3 separate regions of the Homo sapiens genome follow, and regions 1 and 3 are each linked to region 2. A link is an interaction called in ENCODE POLR2A ChIA-PET data of the cell type or tissue named here. Cell type or tissue: MCF 10A. All regions are shown on one strand. Each heading gives the region's core, and the rest is flanking DNA. Links, peaks and the distances in the headings are about the cores only.

Evidence for each region. ChIA-PET counts read pairs that join two places held together with the same protein. Peaks named below come from ENCODE experiments on the same cell type or tissue, not always from the same donor. Only the 100,000 strongest peaks of a DNase experiment are listed, where the experiment ranks them.
Region 1: POLR2A ChIA-PET joins it to region 2 with 5 read pairs; 2 of 35 experiments call an interaction of 5 or more read pairs at or near these places.
Region 3: POLR2A ChIA-PET joins it to region 2 with 5 read pairs; 3 of 35 experiments call an interaction of 5 or more read pairs at or near these places.

What each region holds. Positions count from the first base shown.
Region 1 is chr16:31,662,409-31,668,805 of GRCh38, reverse strand. No RefSeq gene overlaps it. Among named protein-coding and RNA genes, the nearest start is that of KRABD5, 48 kb to the left of the region's middle. In MCF 10A, for the core only: no CTCF peak of the experiment used is centred there; no DNase peak of the experiment used is centred there.
Region 2 is chr16:31,450,323-31,456,719 of GRCh38, reverse strand. No RefSeq gene overlaps it. Among named protein-coding and RNA genes, the nearest start is that of ARMC5, 6.0 kb to the left of the region's middle. RefSeq lists enhancers at 2,493-3,264, 3,265-4,037, 4,618-4,912. In MCF 10A, for the core only: CTCF peaks have their summits at 4,538 and 4,743; DNase peaks (open chromatin) are centred at 2,699, 3,839 and 4,789.
Region 3 is chr16:31,055,690-31,062,086 of GRCh38, reverse strand. ZNF668 (zinc finger protein 668) reads left to right here. Exons shown (of 3, transcript NM_024706.5): 3 at 1-1,240. The coding sequence ends at 1,019. Among named protein-coding and RNA genes, the nearest start is that of ZNF668, 15 kb to the left of the region's middle. In MCF 10A, for the core only: no CTCF peak of the experiment used is centred there; no DNase peak of the experiment used is centred there.

The sequences.
Region 1 (6,397 bases), core at 694-5,693, 210 kb before region 2:
TAAAACCACACACCTACAACCATCTGATATTCAACAGAGTTGACAATTAGAAGCAATGGGGAAAAAAGTACTTATTCAATAAGTGGTGCTGGGATAATTGGCTAGCTATAGGCATGAGATTGAAATGGAACCCCTTCATTTCACCATATACAAAAATCAACTCAGGGTGGATTAAAGACTTAAACATAAAACCAAAAGCTATAAAAACCCTAAAAGAAAGCCTAGGAAATACCATTCTGGACATAGGCTTTTCATGACAGAGACCCCAAAAACAATTGCAACAAAAACAAAAATTGACAAGCGGGACCTAATTGACAAGTGGGACCTAATTAAACTAACAAGCTTCTGCACCGCACAAGAAACAGCATTAATGCACAATCTATGGAATGGGGAAAAATATTTGCAAACTCGGTGTTGAGGTGATCAAACCCAACACCAGGTCATGGGGGCTATGAAGTCCGGTGGAGTCAAAGGAATGAGACAAAACAAATTAAGAGTACATAGGGTGGGTCCAGGGGGCCAATGCTAGCATATGGAGGCAGTGAAGGCCCCGAGCTCTGGGACTATTTATTGGTAATCAAACAAAGAAGCAGGTGGTGAGGATGTGCAGATGTAGACAGGTGAGGACGTGAGGACGTGGGGGTAGAAAGGTAACAGTGCATCAAGCGTAACTGTGATGCTTTAGCATATGCTCTGCTACTTGAAATAAGGGAGAACAGGTTCTTTTGATGCAAGATATAATCAATTTATGATCTTGGGAGATCAAGGAGCAAGGGGTCAGCGAGTCTGGACACATTCCAGAGGCTACAAGGGGTTTTACGCCCTGAGCCCTGGGTTCTCTCCAAGCCACAAGGGGTGTTATGCCCTGGGCTTAGATTGTAGTGTGGCAGGGCAGCCTTCCACCCTTTGGCACAGAGCTTGGTGTTCCATAGGCCACAAGGGGTTTTAGACCCTGGACCCAGGACATGTTCCAAGACTCGTTTACATTATGTCAGACAAGCGAGCCCTGCCTCAGATCTTCTGCCAACATGTCTCTCTTTTTTGTTCTGCAAAACTGCCACAGCTATCATTGCTTGTTCTCGGCTTGTTCTTGGCCCCCTGGACTCACCCTATGTACTCTTAATGTGTCTTGTCTAATTCCTTTGACTCCGCCGGACTTCATAGCCCCCATGACCTGGTGTTGGGTTTGATCACTCGGTGGCTTTCTCTCCAGAGGTGGCTTCTGCATCTGTAGACTGAAACGAGACAGCACAAGCACATAATTATTAGAACAAGGTTTACAGGTGTAGCGTTTCCAATGGTCTTAATCCATTTAAGAGGATTGATTGCAGACAACCCATCAGCTGCCTTGCTTAAAATATCAGTTCCAGAGAGCAGGGTTAAGTGAGCCTGAGAGGCTTCAAAAACCTGCTCTTTCAGTTTTACAATATCAAGGGAGAGATTTTCCTCTCTACCCTCTAGATGGCATTTATTTCTTTCCCATTGGCGTTGTGTTTCATTGTAACTATGAGGAATAATGCAAAAGTCAGATGTATTCCAATCACATTGCATTTGAATTCTAGTTTCTAAACTTATGATGCGATCCCCCATTCAAGTTACTGTCTGACAGAGATCATTAATTTGATTAACTATCTTTTGATCTGTTTGGACCTGAGAGTTCCATAATTTCATATAATTATTTTGCCATTTATCAACAAATTAAACAGTTTGCGCAGATGAGTGTAAAGCCGCACCAGCTACTGCAGCAGTAGTGGTAACTGCAATGAGGCCAATTACAGCAAATATAAGAGCAATTATAAATCTTTTTGAATGAGATAAGAGTTTTTTAAGGATCTCAGTTATAATATGAATGGATGGTGATGCCTCCCATGGTCTATTTAGAGACACAGGGATCCAAACTTCTGTGGCTCTAATTAACAAGATAGTTTGATTTTTATCAAAGGTTGAGTTAATGCAAGTAAACAAGTGACATTCGTGGCAGGTGATAAAACAGGTATTCATGTCAAGAGTAATATTTCCTATTGCTAACATAAAAGGTGGCAGGACACAACTTTGAATCCAAAAGGTCCTGTTAGAAAGAAAAGAGAGGACATATTTATCTTTACCTCCTTCCCCTTTATACTTATTATATTTACCTTCTCAAATTTTGATTGAACTTTGAGCCATAGCTAATTTTCATAATTCTGAATGCTCCTGTCCTATGGCAGGAGATATCATTTTTGGACTAGGAGTGACAGTGCCACCAGGGCTCCATATGATAGGGCCATCAGCTTCTGTCTCAATATACTATGTATGGTTCTCTTGCCAACAATTCCATTGGCTTATTTCATTTTTTCTACAAGAGGGCCTTCTGGTGCAATTTTTCTTAAAAATCCCCTTAGGGGACCAATCAATGACAATTCCATAGGAATTATTTTGTAACACCTCAGCCTTATTTGCTATACAATTTTCCCAATTCCAAGCATCCACACCTTCAAACCAAACTCTATTTTGTTTACATTCATGTTTGTCTGGATGGAACTGCTGAGTTTTAGGGCTAGAATGGTTATATTTTAAACTTTATCCTGAAATCATATGTAAAGTTGCCTGTGATTTATTTTTTCCAGGGATTACTGCCAACCAGACTTGTGTGCCCATTTGTAAGCATCCAGTGGCAGGTCCTAGGCATATTGGAGGATATTAATATCCTATTGATATATTCATTTTCTTCCCTTCCTCATTAAGATGCATTGGCCCTCAGTTATCTATGGGCTCAAGCATCCAGGTACTGTCATTGGTGTACACCTCAATAACAGGGTCCATACAACTCACAGACCTAATTAAAGGAGGAAATGGGACATATGCCAAATAAGTAAAATTTTGAGTTGCTCCTACAGTAGGGAGGCTTACTGCCACAGTGAGTACCGCCAGCATGGCCACCATCAGGTTACTGGTTGTTTTTGGTTTGTTCTGTGCTCTCAGATTGTCCTCTGCCATCTGTGCCAGTTTCTTGATTTGTCCCCATGTTTGGAGGGTCTGTCTGGTGAGTATTCCAGGTCTTTTCCTTTGTCTCTGAGATGTTCATTTGTGCCATCACTTGTATCAGGAGTTCTGGCTCTTCCCAGAGTCTTCTCTTCCTGGTGTGGCTCATGACAGATCATCAGATGTTTGGTGGGCACACACACAGGCACCTGATTGTCACCTGGAGAGACACAAGCAAATCTTCCTCCCCATGTAATTATTTTTCCTTTTTCCCAACTTTTTGTATGTGCATCCCCCCACCATATATCTTGTCCAGCTTTTTTATTTTCCTTTTGTCCTATTAAGTGTTGTTCAGCTGCTGTCATGGGTTGATCTTTTTGTAAATTTAAAAAATGTAATGTTAATAAAGCTAGGTGTAATTGTATATGTGGGGTTTTATAGTCCTGGTCTCCCTCTCTCTGTTTTTGTAACTGAGTTTTTAAGGTATGATTAGCTCATTCAACTATTGCTTGTCCTTGTGAGTTTTATGGAATACCTGTAGTATGAGTAATATTCCACTGCTGAAAAAATGCAGCCATGGCTTTGCTGCAATACCCTGCACCATTATCAGTTTTGATTTTTTCTGGGATTCCCATAACTGCAAAGCAAGAGAAAAGATGTTTTTTAACATGAGCTGTAGCTTCCTCTTTTGACATGTGGCCCAGATAAAATGTGAATAAGTATCTCCTGAAACATGAACAAAGGACAATTTTCCAAAAGCAGGAATGTGTGTTACATCCATCTGCCAGATGGAATTTGGGGATAAACCTTTAGGGTTAACTCCTGCTCCTTTATGTGGCAGATGCAGGACTTGACAGGCAAAGCAGTGTTTTACAGTCTCCTTAGCCTGCTTCCAGGATGAGCCATATCTTTTTCTGAGGCCTACAGCTTTAAGATGGGTTAAGGAATGGAATGTTTGTGCATCAGCAAAAGCCACAGAAACCAGTGCATCTGCCCTTTGATTAAGTTTAGTCAAAGGGCCAGACGGGTTAGTGTGTGCTCTTACATGAGTAATATAGAAAGGGGAATGTCTTTGTTGTAAAGAACGAAATAAAAGATTAAGTTGTTCATCAGTCACATTGCGAATTAAAGCACATTCAATATTTTGTGTGGCTTGCACCACATAAGCTGAATCAGAAACAATATTAACTGGCTGTTTAAAAGTTTTCAGTACTGTAATTACAGCCATAAGTTCAGCCCTTTGAGCAGAAGCAAAGTCAGTTTGAAAAACTTGTTATTGACGTCCCACAAATGAGGCTTTTTCATTACTAGACCCGTCAGTAAAAACACTAATGGACCCTACAATATGAGCTTTTTGAGTAATAGAAGGCAATATCCAGGATGTTAATATTAGAAATTGAAATATCTTAGATTTAGGATAATGATTATCAAGAATACCAACAAAACCTGCCAAATTAACTTGCCATTCCTGGGAATTAATATAAGCTTGCTGAATTTGTTGTTTGTTTAATGGAACTATAATGTGATTTGGATCATATCCCATTAACTTTGTTGTGCTCAGCCTTGCCTGTCCTATTAGTACAGCAATTTGATCTAAGTTCAGAGTAAGCATTTTGGTTGTATTGTGAGGTAGAAAAAGCCACTCAACCAGATCATCCTGTTGAACAATAACTCCTGTAGGTGAATGTTTAGTTGGAAAAACTAAAAACTGTAATGGCTGCATAGGGTCAATTCATTTTACTTATGCTTGTTGAATTTTTTCTTCAATTAATTGAAGTTCCTCTAATGCCTTTTTGGACAGGGAGCATTTACTGTTTAAGTTAGAATCACCTCATAAGGTAGAAAAAAGGTGAGACATAGCATAGGTAGGAATGCCTAAGGTTGGATGAATCCAATTAATGTCTCCCAATAATTTTTGAAAGTCATTTAAAGTTTTTAAATTATTTCTTCGAATTTGAACCTTTTGAGGCTTAATAGTACTTTGTTCTACCTTCATTTCTAAATATTGAAAGGGAGTAGAGGTTTGAATTTTATCGGGGGCTATGATTAATCCTGCTGCAGTTACAGCCTTTTCTAACTCTTTGTAGCATAGTATTAATTCCTACCTAGTTTCAGCTGCACATAAAATATCATCCATGTAATGGATAATATAACATTTTTTAAATTGTTCTCTAACTGGCTTAATAGCTTTTCCGACATAAGTTTGACAAATAGTCAGGCTATTTAACATGCCTTGTGGTAATACTTTCCAATGGTATCTGTCCACTGGTTATTTGTTATTTATAGCAGGAACAGTAAAAGCAAATTTTTCATAATCTTGGAAGCTAAAGGAATGGTAAAGAAGCAGTCTTTTAAATCTATCACTATTAGAGGCCAGTATTTTGGGATCATTGTTGGAGAGGGCAGCCCTGGTTGCAGTGCACCCATGGGTTTAATTTTAACTGCCCTCAAATCCGTTAACATTCTCCATTTCCTTGATTTTTTCTTAATAACAAACACAAGAGAGAGTTCCAAGGGAGAAAGCAGGCTCTATGTGTCCCTTTTGCAATTGTTCCTCTGCTAATTTTTTAAAAGCCTCCAGTTTTTTCTGTTTCAGCAGCCATTGCTCCACCCAAACTGGTTTGGCAGTTAGCCAAACAAGAGGAATGGGAGAGGGCGGCTCAGCAATGGCCACATCTAAAAATGATACCCTAATACAGTTTGATCTGTTTGCCCTTTTAGTTCTAAAGGTTCTGGTTGGCCACTTTCATTCTTTCGTAATCCTTTTGCAGGGAGATATCCCATATTTTTCATCATTTGTTTACTGTTATTACGATACTGATCCATAGGAATAGAAATTTCAGCACCCCATTGTTGCAATAAGTCTCTACTCCATAGATTGACAGGAATAGGTGTAATAATAGGTCAAATTGTCCCTTCCTGGCCATCCGGCCCCTGACATGGTAAAATCAAGAAACTTTGAAAACCTTCTGAAGCAGCTCCTACTCCAACAATACTGATGGATGCCTTTTGTTTGGGCCAGTGTCGGGGCCATTGATTTAAAGCAATAATAAGAACATCGGCTCCAGTATCTACTAACCCTTCAAAGTCCTTTCCCTGAATGGTTACTGTACAAATAGGTCTCTTATCAGACACTTGATTAACCCAATATACAGCTTTTCCTGCTGGGTTAGTACTACCAAAGCCTCCTGTTCTTTTTACAGTGCTGCTTCCCAGTTTTGTATAAGGTAACAGCAACAACTGAGCAATTCTTCCTCCTGGAGAAGCAGACCATGGAGTTGAGGAACTAATAACTAGTTGAATCTCTCTGGCATAATCAGAATCAATTATTCCTGTATGCACAGTGACACCTTTTAAATTTAAGCTAGACCTTCCAAGCAATAGACCAACTGTTCATGAGGGTAAAGGGCCCCCAACTCCCATGGGGACCTTCTTT
Region 2 (6,397 bases), core at 751-5,750:
TCTACTGGCATAACTTTGTGTATGTGAGAGCCAGGGGTAGGCTTCCCAAAGCACCTGCCTGTGCTCAGAGTAGACACCAAGCTCTGAGGCCCTTCCCTTCCCTGCTGGGGGAGGGAGTTGTCTGTTTCAAGGACCTAATGTCCACCCCTTGTGGGACAGTCCTACCATCAGTCCAGGCATCTGGTCTGCTGCCCCCAAATTTTACCATCTTTTTTTTTTTTTTTTTTTTTTTTTTTTGAGACGGAGTCTCACTCTGTTGCCCAGGCTGGAGTGCAGTGGCACGATCTCAGCTCACTGCAACCTCCGCCTCCTGGGTTAAAGTGATTCTCCTGCCTCAGCCTCCCGAGTAGCTGGGACCACAGGCTTGCGCCACGATGCCAGCCAGTGTTTGTATTTTTAGTAGAGGGTTTCACCAACCCTCTACTAAAGACCAGCCTCTAGTTGGTCAGGCTGGTCTCGAACTCCTGACCTCAAGTGATCCATCCGCCTCAGCCCCCCAAAGTGCTAGGATTACAGGCATGAGCCACCACGCCCGGTAATTTTGCCATCTTTTATCAGGCTTTCTGTGTCGAGGACGCTACCCACATAGAGTAGAACCTAAAGGGAAGGGATGTGAAGTGACCTCACCCTCAGCTTCTAGCTCATGGTGTCAAGGCTTGTGTGATCTTAGACACGTCTGCCTCTTCTGAGCCTGTTTCTTCATCTGTAAAACAGGGATGGGAGGTTGTGGTAAAGATTCCACAGCAACACTGCACACGCATGAAGTACCTGGGCCAGGGATGACTCGGCAGACCTCAGTTTCCCTCTGCCTCCTGCCTAGAGCTGTTAGCAAGCATCCATCATGCGGCTCACACAAGAGCTCCCCCCGGAGGTTACAGAAATGAAGGCAGCAGCCCCAGTCCTTGGGTAGCCTGTTTCCCCTTGAAGGAAACAGACTCAATATCAGCAACACAGAGTGAATGACGCCAGGGTGGCGAACGGGCCTTTCCTGGAGCAAATGCGGGAGGCTTCATGGAGATGACGTGTAATGAACAGCACTCATCTCAGGCTGGGAGCAGCACATGCCCCCGGCAGGGAGTCAGTGATGAGGTATGGGGTTCTTGACATCTTCCTCACCCAGGACCCTTCAGAGAGTACGAGCCAGGGTTTGAGTGAAGGGCCTGAGCCCAGCACATGCATGGTAGGCACTCAAAGAATAATTGTCATGATCAGGTCCTTTTTACACTGCTTACTAGTGGCCTTTAAGCCTCAGTTTCCTCACAGTTGCCTTGAGTGAGTGTCAAGTGTTGTAGACCTCTGCAAAATTCATAACTGCTTAAGAATATTAGGTATGGGTAGAGTAGGCTTGGAAGGAGGATTGGTTTGCAGAATCCCTTTCAGAGACCTGTAATCTAATTTCTCACATTAGGGCTAATACTCCTGGGACCCCTCTCCTCTCCAATTGCATAAAACAGGTTCTGACCAGAACAGCGAGGCAGGCCAGACCTCAGAAGCAGAGGGACGGGCTTAATCTAACAGGAGTTTATCCCATGTCCTGCATCCACTGTACCCTGTGCTGGGTTTAGAAGTAGCTTCACTGTCCAAGCTTGTGACCCAGTGCCCAAGCCCGAGATGGGAAACACATTTGTTTTGGCTGTGTGTGTGTGTGTGTGTGTGTGTGTGTGTGTGTGTGTGTGTTTTCAAACAAGCCAAGATTTTTACTTTTTGAGTTCCATTTTGTTGCCCAGGCTGGTCTCTGAAACTTCCAGGCTCAAGCAATCCCCCTGCCTCAGCCTCCCAAAATGCTGGAATTACAGGTGTGAGCTACCATGCCCATTTATTTATTTATTTATTTATTTATTTATTTTTGAGACAGAATCTCACTCTGTCATCCAGGCTGGAGTGCAGTGGTGCAATTGTGGCTCACTGTAGCCTCAACCTCCTGGGCTCAAGTGATCCTCCCACCTTAACCTCCCAAGGAGCTGGGACTACAGGCATACACCACCACACCTGGCTAATTTTTTGATTTTTAAAAAATGTTTTGTAGAGACGGGGTCTCACTGTGTTGCCCAGGCTGGTCTTGAACTCCTGAGTTCAAGTGTTCCTCTGGTCTCAGCCTCCCAAAATGCTGGGATTACAGATGTGAGCCACCTAACCTGGTCTTTTTATTTTTTTAAAGAGCCAACATTTAAATAAGGAGATTTCACATCACAGTCGATTTCTGGGGCTTGGTTTGTTGTTGTTTTTTTTGTTTTTTTTTTTTTTTAATTGAGACAGGATCTTGCCAGGTTGCAGACTGGTCTTGAACTCCTAGGCTCAAATGATCCCCTCCTGGCCGGGCACGGTGGCTCACGCCTGTAATCCCAGCACTTTGGGAGGCCTAGGTGGGCGGATCACGAGGTCAGGAGATCGAGACCTTCCTGGCTAACAAGGTGAAATCCTGTCTCTACTAAAAATACAAAAAATTAGCTGGAAATGGTGGCAGGCGCCTATAGTTCCAGCTACTCAAGAGGCTGAGGCAAGAGAATGGCATGAACCCAGGAGGCAGAGCTTGCAGTGGGCGGAGATCCTGTCACTGCAATCCAGCCTGGGTGACAGAGCAAGACTCCGTTTCAAAAAAAAAAAGAAAAGATCCCCTGCCCCGGCCCTTCCCTCCCCCACCCACCTCGGCTTCCGAAAGTGGTAGGATTACAGGCGTCAGTCACCACACCCGGCCTGCTTTATTATTTATATCAGAAGATGCTGCAACATTGGATTTTTATGGCAGCAGTTCGTTGAGTAGTGGCTGTCCTGGACATAGGAACAGGGACACTCCCTCTTGCATCCCTGACTCAGCACGTTTCATATGTGTTACTTGCCTGTCCCCTGCAGAAAAGTACTTGAGGTTACAGTCTCCATCCCACCCCACTGTGGGTGAGAAGGACCTTTCCATGCAGTGAAGGCACTTTTCCCCTTTCCTTCACCCCTTCCTGTTCCCTTCTCTGCCGTTTTCCTTCTTCTCCCCCAGAACTCCTCTGTGAAATACCTGGCCTCCTTCCCTGAGCCTCCCTGTCTCCCTGCCACCCCATCTCCACTCCGTGCTATGACATCACCCCGTAATTTGAAGCTCCTTTCCCTATCTGAAGGGAGGCAGAGACAGAGTGCACAGGCTCAACTAGGCAAGGCAGACCCTTGCATGCCTGGGTCAGAGGTCAGGGTCTCTGGCACACATTCCTCCCAGAGCAACTGTAGGAAGCAAGCCAGTACAGAGGTACTCTAAGCGCTAGACAGGACGGGGTGGGAGTCGGTAACATCGTCTCCTCTGGGCTGGCCCTGCTTCTGCTTAGCTCTGGGCATAAGACTGACTCCAGTACAGTCACAGTTATGTCTCTGAGCTCACCCAGTCCTGGGTTCCAGGTTCCCAGCTCTGAGCCTGGCGAGACACACACAGGCTGGTGCTGTGGGATGTCTTGGTACGGTGGCTCACGCCTGTATTCCCAGCGCTTTGGGAGGCCGAGGTGGGCAGATCACCTGAGGTCAGGAGTTCGAGACCAGGCTGCCCAACGTGGTGAAACCCTGTCTCTACCAAAAATATAAAAATTAGCCAGGCATGGTGGCACGTGCCTGTAATCCCAGCTACTTGGGAGGTTGAGGCAGGAAAATTGCTTGAACCCAGGAGGTGGAGGTTTCAGTGAGCCAAGATCGTGCCACTGCACCCCAGTTTGGATGAAAGAGTGAGACTCCGTTTCAAAAAAAAAACAAAAAAAACAAAACCAAAAAATAAAAAAACACATCAGCTTGACATTTTGGAGGCATTCCCAGACTCAGGGTTAGTCAGCAGATTAGCATTTAAAAGAAAGTCTTGTCCCTACAGATTCCCTGACCTCAGCTACCCATGAAGGGTGGGAAGAGGAGTCCTTAGCAAGAAGTCCAGGAAGTTGACAACCTCCTCAGACCTGATAGGACACTCCTCTCTCCACCCTGCCTCCTGACTGATTTAATCTCAGGGGTGTGAGGACCTCTGAGATAGGCCCCAGGAGTCTCACCCGCACCACTTATGTCTCAGGGCTAACCAGAGACTCCCTGAAACAGATCCTAGAGGATTCCCAAGTGATAGGATAAATAGAGAGGTACTGAGACTTCCTGGCGTGGGTGACCTCTCCCAGGCTGGCCAACCTCCCCCATTCAGAAATTTGCTGAGCACCAGGAGTGAATGAAGTAAAGGAAGCCCCTAGGAGTTCAAGAAGCAGAGATTTCCAGGTCCATGCACCAAAGCTCATGTGCTCAATTCTCAGGAAAGGCCTCACTCAGTTAAAAAATTTTGTATCATGAAAGGGTAAATGAATTAATTAGTGAATCTGGTTTCTAAGCCAATGGCTTACTAGAAATATTATAGTAAATCAGAAAAAAAAAAAAAGGCGGTGGCTCACACCTATAATCCCAGCACTTTGAGAGGCTGAGGTGAGAGGATGCTTTGAGCCCAGGAGTTCGAGACTAGCCTGGGCAACATAGCAAACCCCATCTCTAGAAAAAATTAAAAAACCAGCCAGGTGTGGTGATGTTCACTGTAGTCCCAGCTATTCAGGAGGCTGAGGCAGGAGGACCGCTTGAGCCCAGGAATTTGAGACTGCAGTGAGCTAGGATTGTGCCACTGCACCCCAGCCTGGGCAACAGAGTGAGACCCTGTCTCTAAAAAAATAATTTTTTTTAAAGATAATTCTTCAAAGGAGATCCGCTCTTCCTTTCCTACACCCATTCCCTTTCCTCCCTTTCCTGAACAATGCTGTCTTACAGCCTCTAGGGGCAGGCAGAGCCAAAGAGGCCTCTGCCGGGTGTGGGGAGTGAGACGCAGCAGGCCAGAGCATGTATCAGAGCTCCAGCAGGTGGGGGAGGGTGTCCACACGAGAAGGTGGCCTGGCTTGGCATGGCAGAACCTGATAGGATTAGGAAGGCATCAGCCACGGGAAGGAGATGGCGAGAGAGATAAGAAACTGCTTCCACCAGCTATTGGTCAAATAAGTACACATTTGAAAGATAACAGCCAGGTTTCTCAGTGTCAGAGAAAACCGAGACACAGCTCGGGAAAGGGAGAAAATGTGGGTGGGGAGACCCTTGTGGTGTCGAATTGGAACTGGAGGTATAGGAGTAGACTCAGGATTTTCAGAAAGTGTTTAGATAGACATAGAAATTAGTATGGGTGTGTATATGTGTATGTGCACGCAGATGTGTGTAAATGTCCATATATTCCCTAGCTCTGGAAAGCCCTGGAGCAGTGCCATCCCAATAACAAAAAGCTTTTTATGGTTTTTTGAGATAGGGTCTCTCCCTCACCCAGGCTGGGGTGCAGTGGTGCGACCACAGCCCACTGCAGCCTCGACTTCCTGGGCTCAGGTGATCCTCCTGTGTCAGCCTCCCAAGTAGCTGGGACTACAGGCATATGCCACCACACCCAGCTAATTTTTAATTTTTTTTTTTTGTAGGGACGGGTCTTGCTACGTTGCCCAGGATGGTCCTGAACTCCTGGGCTCAAGCAATCCTCCCACCTCAGTCTCCCAAAGTGCTGGGACTACAGGTGTAACAGTTTTAAGGTAATCAGAATCAAGAAATGATTGAGGTGATGCTCTGGAATAATGGGGACTAGAGAGTCGTGACAACTAAATGCAATGTGTGGTGTGGTAGCATTTTTCTGGGCTGTAGTCCCTAGATGGGTAGAGAAGAAAGCCCCGGAGAGGGTGAAGAGGTGGGGATGTGGAAGACGTCAGAGAGAGCACAGGGCAGAGCGCAGAGAACTGCATCCACAGGCCTCGCCATGCCCCCAGCATGGCTGCACCACACCAGCAGATGCCTTCGCTTCCCAGCAGTGGACACAGGTCACTGGATCCTCACAAATGAGCAGCCAGGAGAATGTTTGCAGCCTGGAGATTCGGGGCTTTGTCAGCACCTTGGGAAGGTTTTGTTCTTGGGTTTTGGGTTTTTGGTTTTTGGATTTTTTTGGTAACAATATCGCTATATTTATTCTCCTGCAGTACACTTTTAAATTGCTTCAACATTTTCCCCTTAAAATAAAAAAGAACAACAACAAAAAAATTCCAAACCTTAGAATTGAAATATTTGGCCTTTTCTCTCTCTCTTTTTTTTTTTTTTTTTTTTTTTTGAGATGGAATCTCGCTCTGTCGCCTAGGCTGGAGAGCAGTGGCGCGATCTCAGCTCACTGCAACTTCTACCTCCTGGGATCAAGCGATTCTCCTGCCTTACCCTCCTGAGTAGCTGGGACCACAGGCGCATGCCACCATACCAGGCTAGTTTTTTTTTGTTTTGTTTTGTTTTGTTTTGTTTTGTTGGTATTTTTAGTAGAGACGGGGTTTCACCGTGTTAGCCAGGATGGTCTCGATCTCCTGACCTCGTGATCCGCCTGCCTCGGCCTCCCAAAGTGCTGGGA
Region 3 (6,397 bases), core at 768-5,767, 390 kb after region 2:
TGTGCCCGCGCTGCGGCCGCATGTTCTCCGACCCCTCGAGCTTCCGTCGCCACCAGCGCGCCCATGAAGGGGTGAAGCCATACCACTGCGAGAAGTGCGGCAAGGACTTCCGGCAGCCGGCGGACCTGGCCATGCACCGGCGTGTGCACACAGGCGACCGGCCGTTCAAGTGCCTGCAATGTGACAAGACGTTCGTGGCGTCCTGGGACCTCAAGCGGCACGCGCTGGTGCACTCTGGCCAGCGGCCCTTCCGCTGTGAGGAGTGCGGGCGAGCCTTCGCCGAGCGTGCCAGCCTCACGAAGCATAGCCGGGTGCACTCGGGGGAGCGCCCCTTCCACTGTAACGCATGTGGGAAATCCTTTGTGGTGTCGTCGAGCCTGAGGAAGCACGAGCGGACCCATCGAAGCAGTGAGGCCGCGGGTGTGCCCCCTGCACAGGAGCTGGTGGTGGGGTTGGCGCTGCCTGTGGGCGTGGCAGGTGAGAGTTCAGCCGCCCCGGCAGCAGGGGCGGGGCTGGGGGACCCTCCAGCAGGGCTGCTAGGGCTGCCCCCGGAGTCAGGTGGTGTGATGGCCACACAGTGGCAGGTGGTGGGCATGACGGTGGAGCATGTGGAATGCCAAGATGCTGGTGTCCGGGAGGCTCCTGGTCCCTTGGAAGGGGCAGGCGAGGCGGGGGGTGAGGAGGCTGACGAGAAGCCCCCCCAGTTTGTGTGCCGAGAGTGCAAGGAGACCTTCTCCACAATGACGCTGCTGCGTCGGCACGAGCGCTCACACCCGGAGCTCCGGCCCTTCCCCTGCACCCAGTGCGGCAAGAGCTTCTCTGACCGGGCTGGGCTGCGCAAACACAGCCGCACTCACAGCTCAGTGCGCCCCTACACCTGCCCCCATTGTCCCAAGGCCTTCTTGAGTGCCAGCGACTTGCGCAAGCATGAACGCACCCACCCTGTGCCCATGGGGACCCCCACACCCCTGGAGCCCCTGGTGGCTTTGCTAGGAATGCCTGAAGAGGGGCCGGCCTGAAGCCCATGACCCCCCAGCACCACACTCCGGGAGCCCAGCCCCCATCGGGGGCTTCCTGTACCTCCTTTTGCCTGGCTCTGCTCTTTAGACTCCAGATCCCTACCCCTCAGCAACTAGCTCCCCTGTCGGCCAGCTAAGAGAGCTGGGACAGTGGAGGCTGGCAGAAGCTGAGACGTGACTGTCTAGGAGTAACACTCATTAAAGCTTTCATTTTGGCACCAGGTCATCTTCTGTGTTCTGGTTGGGAGTGAATGGGTGGGAGTTTGGGCATCAGGTAAGGTTCAGTGGAGACCCCTGGATCCACAGATTTGAAACTAGAAGGGTCTTTGGATGCAGTTTCCCAAAGTATGTTTCAGGATGTCTAGTGACAAAAGGTTTCATGGGCAGGTAAGAAAGGAAATTCCCTGTGCCCTTCTTGGGATTCTTGGTGATCAAAACTTGGTGATCAAAAGTGGGCTGGGGTGGCCCTGGAGGAGCAGTCCCTCTGGCAGCTGAAGCTGGCATCTCCAGGCCCACTGCCCCTTTGTTGTGAGGGCCTGGGACTTAGGAATCTGCCCACAAAAGGGGTATTGTTCATTAAAATCTACCCATTTCTTCATAGAATATACGTCTTCAATTGCCTGGTGGTGGTGGCTCACACCTGTAATCCCAGCACTTTGGGAGGCTGAGGCAGGCAGATCACCTGAGGTCAACAGTTCTGAGACCAGCCTAGTCAACATGGTGAAACCCTGTCTCTATTAAAATTACAAAAATTAGCCAGATGTGGTGGTGCATGCCATAGTCCCAGCTACTCGGGAGGCTGAGGCAGGAGAATCACTTGAACCCGGGAGGTGGAGGTTGCAGTGAGCCAAGATCCCGCCACTGCACTCCAGCCTGGGCTACAGAGCAAAACTCTGCCTCAAAAAAAAAAAAAAAAATTATCACAAGCATTGATAAGTCCAGCAGTGAACACATCTGTTTAGCTTTGTTTAGCCCATACTTATTTGATTATGGAAACCTTTTACTGAGTAGTTCTACTTTTATCCTTTCATAGATAATAAACTGCAGATAAAAATTAGTTATCTTTCCTGTATACTAAAGTAACAAATTAGAAAATATACTTGGTGGAAAAAGGATTCCCAATTCACAACAAAATCCATGGACCATGAAGGAATAAACCTCACAAGAAATGTGCAAAACCTGTATGAAAAGAAATGATAGCTCCAACCTGAAGGATATGAAATAAGACCTAAGTAAATGGAGACATATACCATATACCTGAATGGAAAGACTGATTATTAAAAGATGTCCACCAGGCCCGCTGGCTTACAGCTTTAATTCCAGCATTTTGGGAGGCTGAGGTGGGAGGATCAACTGACGTCAGGAGTTCGAGACCAGCCTGGCCAACATGGTGAAGCCCTATCTCTACTGAAAAATACAAAAATTAGTCGGGTATAGTGGTGGTTGCCTCTAATCTCAGCTACTCGGGAGACTGAGGCAGGAGAATCGGCTTGAACCCGGGAGGCGGAGGTTTCAGTGAGCCGAGATTGTGCCACTGCACTCCAGCCTGGGCGACAGAGTGAGACTCCACCTCAAAAAATAAATAAATAAATAAATAAATAAATAATGTCGAATGGGCTGGGTACAGTGGCTCATGCCTGTAATCCCAGCACTTTGGGAGGCCGAGGCAGGCAGATCACCTCAGGTCAGGAGTTCAAGACCAGCCTGGCCAACCATAGCCAACATGGTGAAACCCCATCTCTACTAAAAATACAAAAATTAGCCAGGCATGGTGGCGGGTGCCTGTAATCCCAGCTACTTGGGAGGCTGAGGGACAAGAATCCCTTGAACCTGGAAGGTGGAGGTTGCAGTGAGCCGAGATGGCGCCCACTGCACCCTAGTCTGGGCGACAGACCAAGACTCCATTTTAAAAAAAAAAGTCGATTCTCCCTAGTTTAGTCCTTAAATTCATTGCCATCCTAAAGGATTATTTATTTATTTATTTAGAGATAGAGTCTTGCTCTATCACCCAGGCTGGAATGAAGTGGTGCAATCTCAGCTCACTGCAACCTCTGCCTCCCGGGTTCAAGCTATTTATTTTTGAGACTGAGTTTTGCTCTTGTTTCCCAGGCTAGAGTGCAATGGCACGATCTCAGCTCACTGCAACCTCCACCTCCCAAGTTCAAGCAATTCTCTTGCGTCAGCCTCCTGAGTAGCTGGGAGGGACTACAAGTGCCTGTCACCACGCCCGGCTAATTTCTTGTATTATTTTTTCTTTTTCTTTTTTATTTTTTAGATGGAGTTTCACTCTTGTTGCCCAGACTGGAGTACAATGCCACGATCTCAGCTCACTGCAACCTCTGCCTCCTGGGTTCAAGCGATTCTCCTGCCTCAGCCTCCCGAGTAGCTGGAACTACAGGTGCATGTCACTATGCCCGGCTAAGTTTTGTATTTTTAGTAGAGACGGGGTTTCACCATGTTGGCCAGGCTTGTCTCGAACTCCTGACCTCAGGTGATCCACCCGCCTTGGCCTCCGAAAGTGCTGGGATTACAGGCGTGACCCACCACGCCCAGCCAAGATTTTTAAACATAACGTGAAAATTCAAACTTCAGATACAACACAATATAATTCAAAGTTCACATATAATACAATATCATTTATTTTTTCTTTTGGGATAAGGTCTCATTCTGTCAGGCTAGAGTGTGGTGGTGTGATCATGGCTCACTGCAGCTCCGACTTCCCAGGCTCTACAAGCAATCCTCCTCCCTCAGCCTTGAGAGTAGCTGGGACTACAGGCACACACCAGCACAGGTGGCAAATTTTTCTATTTTTGTGCAGAGACAGGGTTTCACCATGTTGCCCAGAATGGTCTCAAACTCCTAAGCTCAACCAATCCTCCTGCTTTGGCTTCCCAAAGTGCTGGGATTACAGGCATGAGCCACCGAGTTGGGCCAATATGGTTTTTTAAAACAGGCCGGGCACGATGGCTCACACCTGTAATCCCAGCACTTTGGGAGGCCGAGGTGGGTGGATCATCTGAGGTCAGGAGTTTCAGAACAGCCTGGCCAACATGGCGAAACCCTGTCCCTACTGAAAAAAAAAAAATAACAAAAATTAGCCAGGCATGGTGGCACGTACCTGTAGTCCCAGCTACTCGGGAGGCTGAGGCGGGAGAATCGCTTGAACCCGGGAGGCAGAGGTTGCAGTGAGCCGAGATCGCACCACTACACTCCAGCCAGGGTGACAGAGCGAGACAACATCTCAAAAAAAGAAAACAAAAACAAAAACCAGATAATGTGTTCGACATTCTTCATGTTTTATTTATTTTGAGACAGGGTCTCGCTCCATTGCCTGGGCTGGAGTACAGTGGCATGATCACAGCTCACTGCAGCCTTGAACTCCTGGGCTCGAGTGATCCTCCCTCCTCAGCCTCCTGAGGAGCTGGTCTACTGGTGCACCCAGCTAAATTTTTTAACTTTTTGTAGAGGCAGGGAGTTGCTACATTGCTACGCTGGTCTTCAGCTCCTGGGCTCAAGTGATCCTCCCACCTCAGTCTCCCAAAGTGCTGGGATTACAGGCGTGAGCCACTAAACCCAGCCTGTTTGACATAATAGATAATCAAACACCAGGCTGGGTGCAGTGGCTCACGCCTGTAATCCCAGCACTTTGGGAGGCTGAGGCGGGCAGATCATGAGGTCAGGAGATCGAGACCATCCTGGCTAACATGGTGAAACCCCGTCTCTACTAAAAATACAAAAAATTAGCCGGGCGTGGTGGTGGGTGCCTGTAGTCCCAGCTACTTGGGAGGCTGAGGCAGGAGAATGGGATGAACCCAGGAGGCAGAGCTTGCAGTGAGCTAAGATTGCACCACTGCACTCCAGCCTGGGTGACAGAGCGAGACTCTATCTCAAAAAAAAAAAAAAAAAAAAAAAAAAGATAATCAAACACCAAAGTACTAGGGGAAAAAACACATTGTTTGAGCCCAGGAGCCGGAGGTTGCAGTGAGCCGAGATTGTGCCACTGCACTCCAGCCTGGGTGACAGAGCAAGACTCCGTCTAAAAAAAAAAATTAGCCTGGCATGGCAGCACACACTTGAGAGGCTGAGGCAGGAGAATTGGTTGAACCAGGGAGGCGGAGGTTGCAGTGCGCCGAGATCGTGAAACTGCACTCCAGCCTGGGTGACAGAGAGGGAGACTCTGTCTAAAAAAAAAAAAAAAAAATTATAGTTACCTTTACCTTTAACTGCTCTATGGATCACAACCTGGACATTACACAACATTAAGTGTTCCCTTTGAGATATTCCTTCAGACTCTGGGAGGCCAAAGCAGGTGGATCACTTGAGGTCAGAAGTTCAAGACAGCCTGACCAACATGGTGAAACCCCGTCTCTACTAAAAAAATACAAAATTAGCCGGGCGTGGTGACGCATTCCTGTAATCCCAGTTACTTGGGAGGCTGAGGCAGGAGAATCATTCAAATCCAGGAGGCGAATGTTGCAGTGAGCCAAGATTGCACCATTGCACTCCAGCCTGATCAACATGGTGAAACCCCGTCTCCACTGAAAATACAAAAATTAAGGCTGGGCACCGTGGCTCACTCCTGTGATCCCAGCACTTTGGGAGGCCGAGGGTGGGGCGGGGGCCGATCACGAAGTCAAGAGATCGAGACCACCCTGGCCAACATGGTGAAACCCTGTCTCTACTAAAAATACAAAAATTAGCTGGGTGTGGTGGCACGCACCTCTAGTCCCAGCTACTTGGGAGGCTGAGGCAGGAGAATTGCTTGAACCCGGGAGGTGGAGGTTGCAGTGAGCCAAGATCATGCCACTGCACCTCTAGCCTGCGACCCCCTGCACCTCTAGCCTGGCGACAGAGAGAGACTCCATCTCAAAAAAAAAAAAAAAAAAGAAGAAGAAGAAGAAAAGAAAAGAGATTCCTTCAGGTCCTCATGGAACTACTGACTCAGCTGACCTGAAGGACCCCACAAGGAGCTAATTCCCCCAAAAACGCAGCTTCTACATCCTTCCCCCAATCAATCAATGACCCAGTTGCCCAAAACCTTACCCTCCACAATCCCCTACCCTCCACAGTCCCCTTAGAAACCCTCTCCCAGAATTGCTCGGGGAGATAGATTTGAGGGCCTCTTCCCATCTCTGCACTAGGTGCCCTGCACCAGTAACTCTCTCTGCTGCATCCCTATTGTCTTGGTGTAATGGAGCTGTAGCTGCACAGCAGGCAAAGGAACCTGCAGGTCCCCTAACAATGAAAGGTAAAAAGGAGTCACCAATCCAAAGCAACTGCAAATCCAGCTGGGAAATTCCTTTAGGCTTCCAGGCCTGGAAATGGTTTTCTATGGCTCTTTTCTGCCCTCTTGGCTCTCAGCTCTGCCCTCTGTGTCA